Linked DNA regions of Homo sapiens: all the other regions are linked to region 4. The links are chromatin contacts, found by Hi-C or POLR2A ChIA-PET in ENCODE. All regions are on one chromosome and are shown on one strand. The core of a region is the stretch at or near the end of the contact, and the rest is flanking DNA. Distances in the headings are between cores, read along the strand shown. Region 1 holds the start of LINC01053 (long intergenic non-protein coding RNA 1053). Region 2 has its middle 18 kb from the start of ATP12A. Region 3 has its middle 62 kb from the start of ATP12A. Region 4 holds the start of CPAP (centrosome assembly and centriole elongation protein).

Evidence for each region. Hi-C counts contacts between places; a loop is a spot of excess contacts on that map. ChIA-PET counts read pairs that join two places held with the same protein, here RNA polymerase II (POLR2A). Pooled maps may share reads with other maps.
Region 1: a loop to region 4 is called in a map with no recorded cell type, with 15 times the contacts of the local background. The contact joins the promoter of LINC01053 here to the promoter of CPAP in region 4. A Hi-C loop is called at or near these places in 4 of 37 single-sample maps with no recorded cell type and 2 of 50 pooled maps. POLR2A ChIA-PET finds 5 or more read pairs at or near these places in 1 of 52 experiments (AG04450).
Region 2: a loop to region 4 is called in a map with no recorded cell type, with 6 times the contacts of the local background. The contact joins the enhancer-like site here to the promoter of CPAP in region 4. A Hi-C loop is called at or near these places in 1 of 168 maps with a recorded cell type or tissue (mammary epithelial cell), 1 of 37 single-sample maps with no recorded cell type and 2 of 50 pooled maps. POLR2A ChIA-PET finds 5 or more read pairs at or near these places in 1 of 52 experiments (WTC11).
Region 3: a loop to region 4 is called in a map with no recorded cell type, with 12 times the contacts of the local background. The contact joins the enhancer-like site here to the promoter of CPAP in region 4. A Hi-C loop is called at or near these places in 5 of 37 single-sample maps with no recorded cell type and 10 of 50 pooled maps.

The regions. Positions count from the first base shown.
Region 1 is chr13:25,179,874-25,182,874 of GRCh38, forward strand. LINC01053 (long intergenic non-protein coding RNA 1053) reads left to right here and starts at 1,459. Exons shown (of 3, transcript NR_120427.1): 1 at 1,459-1,660. LINC00463 (long intergenic non-protein coding RNA 463) reads right to left here and starts at 128. Exons shown (of 4, transcript NR_120428.1): 1 at 1-128. RefSeq lists a silencer at 135-184 and enhancers at 1,043-1,132, 1,143-1,192.
Region 2 is chr13:24,661,277-24,663,992 of GRCh38, forward strand. No RefSeq gene overlaps it. Among named protein-coding and RNA genes, the nearest start is that of ATP12A, 18 kb to the right of the region's middle. Within about 2 kb of position 1,255, at least 3 of the 41 ENCODE cell types and tissues checked have a DNase peak (open chromatin) inside an H3K27ac peak, as active enhancers do.
Region 3 is chr13:24,617,212-24,620,110 of GRCh38, forward strand. No RefSeq gene overlaps it. Among named protein-coding and RNA genes, the nearest start is that of ATP12A, 62 kb to the right of the region's middle. Within about 2 kb of position 1,565, at least 7 of the 41 ENCODE cell types and tissues checked have a DNase peak (open chromatin) inside an H3K27ac peak, as active enhancers do.
Region 4 is chr13:24,921,262-24,924,208 of GRCh38, forward strand. CPAP (centrosome assembly and centriole elongation protein) reads right to left here and starts at 1,600. Exons shown (of 17, transcript NM_018451.5): 1 at 1,500-1,600. RefSeq lists enhancers at 744-1,645, 1,646-2,547.

The DNA of each region.
Region 1 (3,001 bases), core at 209-2,708, 260 kb after region 4:
TGCTATCTGCATTTAGCTGGTGGAAGGAGAAAGAGATCCCGGAAGAAGCACGTCCATTTCTAAGAAGCTTGACTCCGACATGGAACAAATCACTTCCTCTCACTTCTGTGGGTGACATCTAGTCACATGGCCACATCTGGCTACTAGAGAGTGGGAAATATGGTCTAACCACGTGCCTGGCCACATTCCTATTACTACAGAAGGAGAGAACAGATTAGAGCAGGCAGCTGGCAGAATGTGCTACAAATCAACCTACTCAGTAGCTGTGGTGGGGAAAGGAAGCATTCCGTCTCCCTAGTGGGTTCACTTTCCTCCACGCTTCCCCCTCCCGCAAGACAGTGCATTTCCTCTCAAGACCTCCCTGTACCAATCTCTATCGCCTGCTCCCAGCTCTCTCCCTACCCTTCAGCCTTCCCTTAGGGGAATGTATTTTTTGGTTAAAGCAAACACGTCTAGAAAATGTTTGAAATACACTAGATTAAAAACCTGATTGTGGTTATTCCCACCTCCAGAGTAGCTTAGAAAGGACCCCCATGGTGTCCATTCCATTCCGTGAGCATTTATAGAGTCTCTCCCGTGTGCTGGGTGCTACCATGAATAAATCATAATGCCTGCCCTGCACGGTGACCAGGAGGCTCGTCAGTGTGAGACTTGGTTTGGTGTGAACTCTCCAGCTCATCAGGCCGACAGTACCATTGTTCCATCCCGGATTGTAGGTCAGTGTGATCAGGCCTCAGCAGCTTGGGTGTTAGTTTTTTCTTCTTCTTCTTTGAAAAAAAAAAAATCTATGTTTTCCTCCATGATGGTTAATCCTCAAATAGTCAGGCTTACTTCTGTCCCGGATCCTAACCACCTACCAGGTTTTCTTCGTGGGTTTTAGGTTAAGTCCCTGATCCGGTTTCATGCAGCTTTCATTGATGTTTCATTTGCTATCCACCACAGCAAGGTTACTTTTTTCAAAAGACAGAAATCTCAGCAGATGTATTCATTCTGGGATGTTTCCTGGACTCACACCAGTGAGCTCATTAGCCCAGGCTAACTATGGGCCTTTGGGGGCTTTTTCTGTTCTTTCCTTTTTTTTTTTTTTTTCAGTTTGTAGCAAAAAGCAGGATCATGTGATTTGCGCATAGCAGCTCTCCTTCCTGTGTGTTCAGTGAGCAGTGACTGAAATTCCCCCCAAGAAGGAGGGCTGTGCTTTCTAAACATGCATCCTTCTTAGCAGTGTCTGCTTTTGTTTAGTGGAAGACTGAAGCTGAAACAGGAAATTTCTAGGTCAGCTATACTTCACTCTAATAAAAGAAAAGTCTAGCCAAAAAGAACAGCAAAACTATGGCCTGGGCTTTTTGGAGTGTCTTGTCTGATTACCCAATTATTACAGCTCAGATTAGGAAGGGATTAACCCCTGAGGTTGGACAGATGGAGAACACTATTAAAATACCCCATGTGGGGTTTCGGAGTGAGTAGCAAAGTAACCACCTGTCCCTGTTTCTTGGGTCAGTCTGCCCTCATTTAGAGTCAGAAGATCACTGTCTTTGATGTCCGAGTGTGGAGAAACTGAATAGCACAGGAAGCAAGCCTGGGGCCCCACCCCTGTCTGGCCCAGAAGCACTGCTCTCCTGAGTCTCTGTCCCTATCTGGAGCCCTGCCCTAGACTGACCTGGTAAGAAATATTCAGCTGAATTACAAGTGATTTTAGGGTTGTTATTGCCCAGGGCCCTTGGGAACAGTCTGGGGACACTTTATGAGACTGTCACAGGCAGAAAGATTTCCATTTCAGACCTCCCTATTCCTTTGTGAACTATTGAAGAAATCGGTACCTCTCCTTTCTTGAACCTCTGCATTTCAGGGGCTACATTGGGGCTGTTTTGTTTTAAGTGTTCTCAGAAGCTGCAGAGGAGTGAAGTGAGATCTGTGTCTTTGTGCCTTTTCGCCCCTGCACTGGGGAGGTTGGGACAGTCCCTCTCTGGGCAGGGAGGCAGAGTGGCTTTGCCTCATGTTCCAGCTTTGAATTCGCAGGCAGGAAGGTAGTATAAGCAGTCCATTCAATAATTAATAAGCCACTTAGGTCTGCTTCAAGTCCTTTATCTTACAGATAAAGGATGTGTTCAGGAACATTAATGGTTGATGAGAAAACATTATGCCAAATAAAATATGTTGGGTAATCTTGAAATTGTCATGATTTAGCTGGGTGAGTACTTCTTTCTTATATATCTAACTTAAGTCAATTCGAGAAAAGCCTATTGAGCACATAGAATGCCTACCTCATCCCCAGCACCACGGAAACATAGAATCTCAAGGTCAGCAGGGTCCTCAATCCCAAAATTGTATAAGCAGCCAGCCAGTCACGATTGGAATGCTTCCAGGGAAAGCACTTCATTGCATCCAGAGGCAGTTTACTCCATGTCCTGACAATCCCACTAGAGTTTTCTTTTTAGAGCTGATTTTCTTTTTAATCTTCACAGCTTCTTCCCTTAGTTCTAGTTATACTCCTGTATTGAGCAGCTTTTATAGGCCAGATGCAGTTTCAGGTGATTTTCATGCATTCAGTCATTTAACCCCACAGTCATCACATGAGGTGGGGTCTCCCATTTTACAGATCAGGCAACTGGCACAAAGAAATTAAGTGATTTGCTCAAGGTCAGTAACTACTGAGTGGCAAAGCACTCTGTCTCCATTAGTATACCTTCTTCTTTTCTTTTCTTTTTTTTTTTTTTTTTTGAGATTGTGTCTCACTCTGTCGCCCCGGCTGGAGTGCAGTGGTGTGATCTCAGCTCACTGTAGCCTCTGCCTCCCAGGTTCAAGTGATTCTTATGCCTCAGCCTCCTGAGTAGCTGGGATTACACATGCATGTCACCACACCTTGCTAATTTTTTAATTTTTAGTAGAGATGGGGTTTCACCATATTGGCCAAGCTGGTCTTGAACTTCTGGCCTCGAGAGATCTGCACTCCTCAGGCTCCCAAAGTGCTGAGATTACAGGTGTGAGCCATTGCACCCAGCCT
Region 2 (2,716 bases), core at 5-2,504, 260 kb before region 4:
TGAGACGGAGTCTCGCTCTGTCGCCCAGGCTGGAGTGCGGTGGCCCGATCTCGGCTCACTGCAAGCTCCGCCTCCCGAGTTCACGCCATTCTCCTGCCTCAGCCTCCGGAGTAGCTGGGACTACAGGCGCCCGCCACCACACCCGGCTAATTTTTTGAATTTTTTTAGTAGAGACGGGGTTTCACCGTGTTAGCCAGGATGGTCTCGATCTCCTGACCTCGTGATCCGCCCACCTTGGCCTCCCAAAGTGCTGGGATTACAGGCGTGAGCCACCGCGCCCGGCCATATATCACATTTTCTTTATCCATTCATCCCTTGATGGGCACTTAGGTTGATTCCATACCTTGGCTATTGTGAATAGTGCTGGGATAAACATGGAAGTGCAGAGACTTCCTCAATATACTAGCTTCCTTTCTTTTGGATACATACTCAGTCACGGGATTGCTGGGTCATATGGTAGTTCTATTTTTCGTTTTTTGAGAAACATTCCTAGTGTTTTCCATAATGGCTGTACTACTTTGTATTCCCACCAACAGTGTATGAGAGTTCCTTTTTCTCTGCAATCTTGCCAGCATATGTTACTTTTTGTCTTTTTGAAAGCAGCCTGGGGTGAGATATCTCATTGTGGTTTTGATTTGCATTTCCCCGATGATGATTGATGTTGAGCATTTTTTCATACACCTGTTGGCCATTTGTATGTCTTCTCTTGAGAAATATCTATTCAGATCATTTGCCATTTTTAACTCAGATTATTTAGGTTCATTTGCTGTTGAGTTGTTTGAGTTCTGGTTATTAACTGCTTGTTGGATGAATCGTTCGTGAATGATTTCTTCTGTTCTGTAGGTTGTCTCTCACTCTGCCGACTGTTTCCTCTGCTGTGCAGAAACTTTTTAGCTTGATGTGATCCCATTTGTCTACTTTTTAGAATGATGAATTTTGTACTTCATTACTTACTAACTCATTTTTCCTGGAAGGAGCTTTCCAAGACCTTCTAATTCATCTCCCTATCTCCAGAGTTGATTAACTGAGTTTTCCAGGCTTCCAAGAAAAGCATGTTGCATAACACCTGTCTGAAAGTGTTCTACCATCTACCTTCACTTTGTCTGCTTTGTTATCTCCAGCCCAGTCATACACTTGGACTGTGGGACTGAAATTTCCCCCTAACTAGGAGATGGGAATTACGTTCACTCAGCTATAATTGCCACTTCCTGGGAAACCCTTTCTCTCTCCTGTTCTTGGGGCACTGCCAGCCAAGTTTCCCATCCCTGAGCCCTCAGTGGGGCTACTTGCCATCTATCTTCAGCTCCAGGTCACCAACACCAGCACTTTATCTGTGAGCAGCAATAAAATGAATTCATCTCCTATAATGATTTTAAAGGGCCTGTGCTATTCTTGGAGTGTGGAGAAGGGAGAGGCTGGGCAAATAGTTCTTTAGGATCTCAAACAAAGGCTTCTTGCTTCTATTAGTTCTCATAAAATTTTTCATGGAACTTTATAAAGAATATTGAACAAATCCTCCCTTCCCTTTTGCCCAGAGTCAGGCTATGGAGCAGACTGAACTCCAGGTTGCAGGCCTGGAATTGGTCCTTGTGTTGCCACTCACTTGCTCTGAGATATTGTGAAAGCCACTCCACCCCACTGAATTTCCATTTTCCCATCTGTAGAGCACTTAGAGCCAATTGTATCTCTCAGAGTGCAACCAGGGAAACAGAACCAAGGGAGGTATACAGTTAGGGACTGACTGCAAGGAACTGGCTGATACAGTTATGGGGGCTACCAGGGGCAGGCTGGAGCTCAGGGCGTGAGCCCAGGCTGCCATAACAGTGGCAGTTGTGCCATCTTCTTCAGGAAGCCTCAGCTCTGCTCTTACAGGTTTTCACCTGTTTGGATCAGGCCCACCCACGTCAGCCAGGACAATCTCCTTTGCCTAAGGTCAACTGATTATGGACATTAGTCACATTTTCAAAATACCTCACAGCAACCTCTATGACTGTTTGGTTGAATAACCTGGGACTGTAGCCTCACCAGGTGGATGCATCAAGGTGACCCTCACAGCAATGTTTGTTCCTGCCAACCCCGAATAATGGGAAGTAATACTTCGGAGGTTTTAAACGTGCTCTTTTAGAAGCTTCAGAAATTGATGAAAAGAACCTAAGAATATTAATTTCTAAACTGTGAACATTCAATGCTCCCATATTAGTTAGCATACATACATATAATTCCACATAGTTGTAATCAGTGTACACAGCAACATAACTTTCTGCTCTTTTCCTTTAACTTTATTTGGTGTAAGCATGTCCTGGCATTGATATTTTCTACATATTGAGGTCACTTTTCCCAATTATTTTATAGCATTTATTCATGTTAATGTACTATAGTTTTAAGCACTAGCCCCTTTTTTGGCCATTTGAACAGTTCTAAATGTCTGCAATTTAAAAAGCACTATTGTGAACATATTTACACAAATCAGTGTTTAACTTTTGAGTCATTTCACTAAAGTATAATTGGTTCCAAATGTAGAATTACTGGGCCAAAAGATGTAAAGAAGCTTGTAGCCACCATTATGTACAGCTGGATTGCTTTACAGAAGGACAGGACTGATTCATAACGCATCTAAAAATGTATAAGAACATTTGTTATCCTAAAGCTCTGCTATCATTTCAATGGTTCTTTTCCTAAAATTTATTTAATTTCAAAAAGCACATGTTGATCTTAA
Region 3 (2,899 bases), core at 315-2,814, 300 kb before region 4:
GGGCAACAGAGTGAGACTTCATCTCAAAAAAAAAAAAAAAAAAAAGAAAGAAAGAAAGAAAAGAAAACACATTTGAAGACATAGCAGCAGCCAACATATAAATACACTGGAGATAACTGAAAATTTAACTTTGGTTGTTAAGTTAATGTGTTCTTACTTAGACTTAAAAATAAATCTGTCCTCGTTAAGTTTAAAATATCCCGAGGCAGGAAATCAAGACATTTTTAAATTTCTGGCATTTTTAAATTTCTGGCAGTTGATCTATAGGAATCTGGATTTCTGTCAATCACGTACTGCCAAGTAACAAAGCGCCTCGGGATGCAGATGCACCTGCGTCTGGGAGGCTGCCTGGCTTCCATTTCACATGTTAGTATTTCCCAGAGGAGCCTGCTGCTCCCACTGACTCCTACATTATAGGTTAAAAGGTGGCTTATTGCCTGTTTCACACACTTCTAAAAGGATCATGCTGGCACTAATATTTCCCTACTGACAAGAACCTCTGGGAGCCTCTGTGCCTGAAGAGTAGGGGGCAGGGCCCTGCCTGCTCCTCACAGGGAAGCCCTGGCCTCCACATATCTGTGGGCCTATGACCCACCTTGTGTGGGCAGCGGCTCTGGGACAAATGCCTCAGCATTTCCGTGTTTGGGGCCCTCCCTACCCTGATCCTTCCTATTCTTCCCCAGCATGGAAGAATAGGACAGACAGCGGAATTCAGTAGAGCCTCGGGCCATTGCCCCACCGACATTCCTTCCTTCCAGTCTCTTGACACACACCGCATTTTAGTTCCCTGACAGTCAACCAGGACAGCAGCACCCACTTGCCAAGAACAGTGCAACCTCTGTGAACACCCTCCCCTATCACACACTGACAACCAAGGACGGCCCAGGCTCCATAAGGAAACCCTCCACCACCACACACCCAACACCAAGGATGGCCCAGCCCCCACAGGACACCCTTCACCACCACACACCCACCACCCAAGCCTCTAGAACTTCCCAAGCACATATGATGCAGGAGGAAGATGAGACAATAGATGCAAAGATGTCTCCACCATGGTTTTGATGATTGCTGGGCCTTCTCACCTAGGAAAGAGTCATACACTCATATCACTCCTGCAGAGGGCTTCAACCTGCCATAGAAAGGGACGTAATGGGACTGTGCTTTGAAGGACACTTATGCCCCAACCCGGACAGTGGTGAAATACACGAGGTGTTTCCATTACACACACAGGGAAGGCCAGGGCCTAATGAAAACTCCCCGCCAAGGAGAAGCTCTGTGGGGTCCCGGCTGCCTCTTTCATGACAAAGACAGCCTGAGAAGCACAGAGGGCTCACCACTGGCTCTGCCACTTCCTGGCTGAGGGGCCCTGACCAAGTCTTTGAAGTCTCTGCACCTCAGTTTCCGTGTTAGTACAACAAGCGTGATTCATGCACGTGCTTGGAGGGCTGCAGTTAGAATAAGAAATCCCACACAGGAAGCTCTGCTGTGTGGCTGGGATCCCGGAAGTAACAGGCTTGTTAGTTGATTATTTGCATTTTGAGGTAGTTCTGAGGTCACAGACAGTGAGGGATCCCACCCTTAATATGAAAGGTGTGGACAATACAGCCAGCAGCAGCAGCTGCAGAACGCCGCTGAGGTGACACCTGAGTCCTCTGTGAAGTCCCCTTTTCTCGCCAGGCGTGCGCAGAGGCCTGGGGGTGTCTGTAGTTTATCTGGGGCCTGAGGAAGCCTCATCCAGACACAGGCCTGGCCCCACACCCCAGCTCCACACATGTGAGCTGTTCCGCCAGAGAGCAGGAGGACTAGAACAAGGCCACCTCCGTTCTCCTGGGAGCTAAAAATGAAAAGAGGCACTGGGCAAAAGCACTTGTTTTTGTCGATAGCAACACTTGTGCACAATTTTGAATCAATAACAAACATGTTCACAGCCAAAAACATGCCGGAATGCATCAACCCTTCATTATCTATGTGTGGATTGCCTATTTTGTTAAGTAGCATGTGTTTTTAACTTTAAAATTATGTTCAAATTTTACTGTATAGTATTCTCTACCTAAACTTCTTTACACAGCATTAAAGTTTCATAACTTCAAAATGCCCACCATTCATATCTTAGTATGTTCTTTCGTTTCTCTTTAGCGACCAAAGGTAAATACTAAATCCCGTGGTCAGCATGAGCATATCTTGTGTTCTGATGTTCTGTTCTTCTTTTTTTTTTTTTTTCTTTACTTTTTGAGACAAAGTCTCACTCCGTTGCTCAGGCTGAAGTGAAGTTGCACAATCATAGCTTACTACAGCCTCTATCCCCTGCACTCAAGCAATCCTTCTGCCTCAGCTTCAGGAGTAACTGAGACTACAGGCAGGTGCCACCACACCTAGCTAACTGTTTTCTTTTTCTTCCTTTTTTTTTTTTTTTTTTTTTTGAGAAACGAGTTCTCGCAATGTTGCCTAGTTCTCGAGCTCCTGGCCTCCAGCAATCCCCCTGCCTTGGTCTCCCTAAGTTCTGGGATTACAGGCGTGAACCACCATACCCGGCCTGTTCTGTTTTGTTTTGTTTTTACATTTTTTCCTTATAATAACTTTCCCCATATCTAAACAGGAGAATATTAGTTTTTACTTGGACTTTTTAACTATATATTATTGGATTACAGGGAAATGTTTTTTTCTTGTCAGTTATTTCATTGTAATATTTTTTTATAGGCGGTGTTATTATGTTATAGGGTTTGAGTGAATTGTGGGTTTTGGTTATATTTTCAGGTTGCTTTCCAAAATTATCATGCCAGATGTGTCTAACCCTGGAGCCTAGATTGGGTTCCCCACCCCAAGGCCACACACAGCTGAGAGGGCCTCAGCCTCCCAAGTAGCTGGGACTACAGGCACCCACCACCATGCCTGGTTAATT
Region 4 (2,947 bases), core at 350-2,849:
CCTGCTGCCTCCCCAGAACCTTAGGAGAACCAATGAACTTTCTCGAAGAGCGACAGATATAACAATTCTCTTTTTTATAAAACCTCCAGCTTTCTCTTTGTTCTTTGGACATACTGAAGACCACCTGGTCTGTACGCCTGGAACCGCCATTCTTTCTTCCCAAATAAAACGTTAAACTTAAGAGATTCATCTCCAAATTTTTGACTTCAACAACTGGGAAGGTTAATACAGGGGGTGGATACACTTAGGCTGTACACTTAAGATTAGCGCACTTTACTGGATATCTGTTATTCCTGAATAATTTGTAAAAACTTTTTCTAAGCAAATTGTTTTTCAGTAGGAAACCAATCTAAAAAAGTAATGACTTTTTTTTTTTCAAAATCAACCACGTAACTTTGCTTAATTTCAATGACCTTAGCAGAAAATCTTTCGAAATCCAAATTCAGAAGGGAGACAAACTACAAGGTCATTTCATAATATGGAAAACTAGAAAAATTCCCTACTAGACTGACAAGTGCAAGCAGTCTTGGGATGCAGCAGCCAGACTTTTGCATCTCCTCCTCCAACTCCCCACCAAACACACCTTCTATACCTTCAATTTCATGACCGCGATTCTAAAAATATATTTAATGTCAGCATGAAGTATAAAAAAAGCGTCACCAGAACCTGCTACTTATTATTGATACTGAGGTCTTGGTAAAGGGAGCATTGATAATATATATGCCGAGATAGGATTAGTATGTGGACTCAGACTTTACAGATATCAAAATCTGAAGGACACGGGTGCACGTGTATGTCAAACTCATCAAATGGAATGCATTTAAACATGTGCCATTTTTATTGTATAGCAATTATACCTCAATAAAACTTTTAAAAAATGTAACAAACTGACAGCCTTGAAATCTCCAGAAAGTGCTATGTAAACATTCTTTAAAGCAGTATTGAAAAAAAGATAAATTCTCTGCACGGTGAGGGAGGAGAGTGGATACAAACAGCAAATTCAAAGCCACTCTTAGACCGTGAGAAGTAACTAGTTGGTCTGGGAAGTGATTTAGCAGTCCCCTAAAATACAACACGTTCTTGAAAGCCATGAATCCACACGAAGCTTCAAGAGAGAAGCCCTTGACAAAGCTGGGGCAAGACCGGCCCTTAGGACAGCCAGCAACGCTACTTCACCACCCTGCTCCAGCGGACTGCGGCTGCCGCGCTGCCCACAGGAACTCAAGTTCCGCCACAGCCAGGTCAGAGAGACAGACACCCCAGAGAGGCCGGCTTCCCCAGCTCTGCGAAGAACAAAGCAGCGCGAATGAACGAAGCCACTGAACTGCCGTGGGCCTCAGCGCGCCCGTGGGCCTGAGCGCGTCCCGGCGCCCCGCTCCCTCCTCGCCCCGCCGAGCCAACCCCGAGGTCCGAGCAGAGTCCTGCCCGCCCACCGCCGTCCATCTCCGGCGCAGGGCGGCGGACAAAGAGCTCCTCCGCTCTTTTCGCCCACAAATTACCGCTCCGTGAAGCCTGGGCAGCTCAGCAGCACGAACCGACACCTCAATCTCCGCAGCATTTACAAATGGGCCGCCACAATCGCCGCCTCTGTCGGAGCCCCGCCCCCGTCCCGAGGTCCTGTGGGAAGTGAGGATCTCACCCGCGCGTCTGCGCTAAAGCGCAGGCACCGCTGAGCCCAGTGAAACTACAACTCCCAGTGACGCCACAGCGACGGGCGTTGCCCGGCGGGGGATGGACTGCGCGCCGCCTTCCGACCAGCAGCGGGCCAGTGGTCGACGTAGGCGGGCGGCGTGGCGGGGCGGAAAACCGTTTCCGGGAGAGACCTTCCGTGGTGGACGTCGCCCCAGGCTCCCACACTTAGAAAACTAAAGGGAACGCCTAACGGAGCGATGGATCTCCGTGTTCCCAGCAAAGCAGGGAGCACGGAGAGTCAAAGCTAACATAGAGCCCAACCGACGCTTAAAGGAGGTGTTTTGGGTTTTGTTTTTTTTTTTTCTATTTGCGTACGGTCTATTTTGTCGTTTTTTTGGTTTGGTTTGGTTTTTTTCTTTGTTTTCCGCTTTGGCTGAGGTGACTTAGTAAAGGAGAAAAAGGGCAGTCCGCTACACCATTTCGTAAGACGAAAATAACCCTATGAGAATTCACTCCAAAAATAGGCATCTTTCATCTCTCCTCAAATGGCTAATCGGTGGTTTGGCAGAGTGTGTCCATTAGATTCTGAAACTAGTTTGAATACTGACAGTGCAGAATTCAAGAAATTTTTTTGTTTTGTTTCGTTTTAACTGCCACGGCCCTTTAATCTAGGAAGTTACAGCACCGTGAGTTACCACAGTACTACATACCTGGCTTCCATGTCTGATTAAACAGCAGGCCAAGTAAAATGTTTAAAGAAATCAAATGAAGTGCCATTTATAACCGTTATAACTGAAACAAACGACTGCTAAAGACAAAACTATTTCACAGAAATTTGGTCCTCCAAAATTTGTTTTGCTTTCTACTTCAAAAAGAGTCTACTTCTCTAAATCAAGATTTCGGTTTTGCTTCTTTTTTCAATTTTTCTTTTCTTTTTTTAATTTTTATTTTTTGAGATGGAGTCTCGCTCTGTTGCCCAGGCTGGAGTACAATGGCGCGATCTCCGCTCACTGCAAGCTCTGCCTGCCGGGTTCACGCCATTCTCCTGCCTCAGCCTCCCGAGTAGCTGGGATTACAGGCGCCCGCCACCACGCCTGGCTAATTTTTTTATTTTTATTTTTAGTAGAGAAGGGGTTTCACCGTGTTAGCCAGGATGGTCTTGATCTTCTGACCTCGTGATCCGCCCGCCTCGGCCTCCCAAAGTGCTGGAATTACAGGCGTGAGCCACCGCGCCCGGCCCAATTTTTCTTTTTAATTTTCACTGTGGGTGAGGAAGCTAAAGCCCGAGACTTCCGAGATCACACAGCTACTTAAG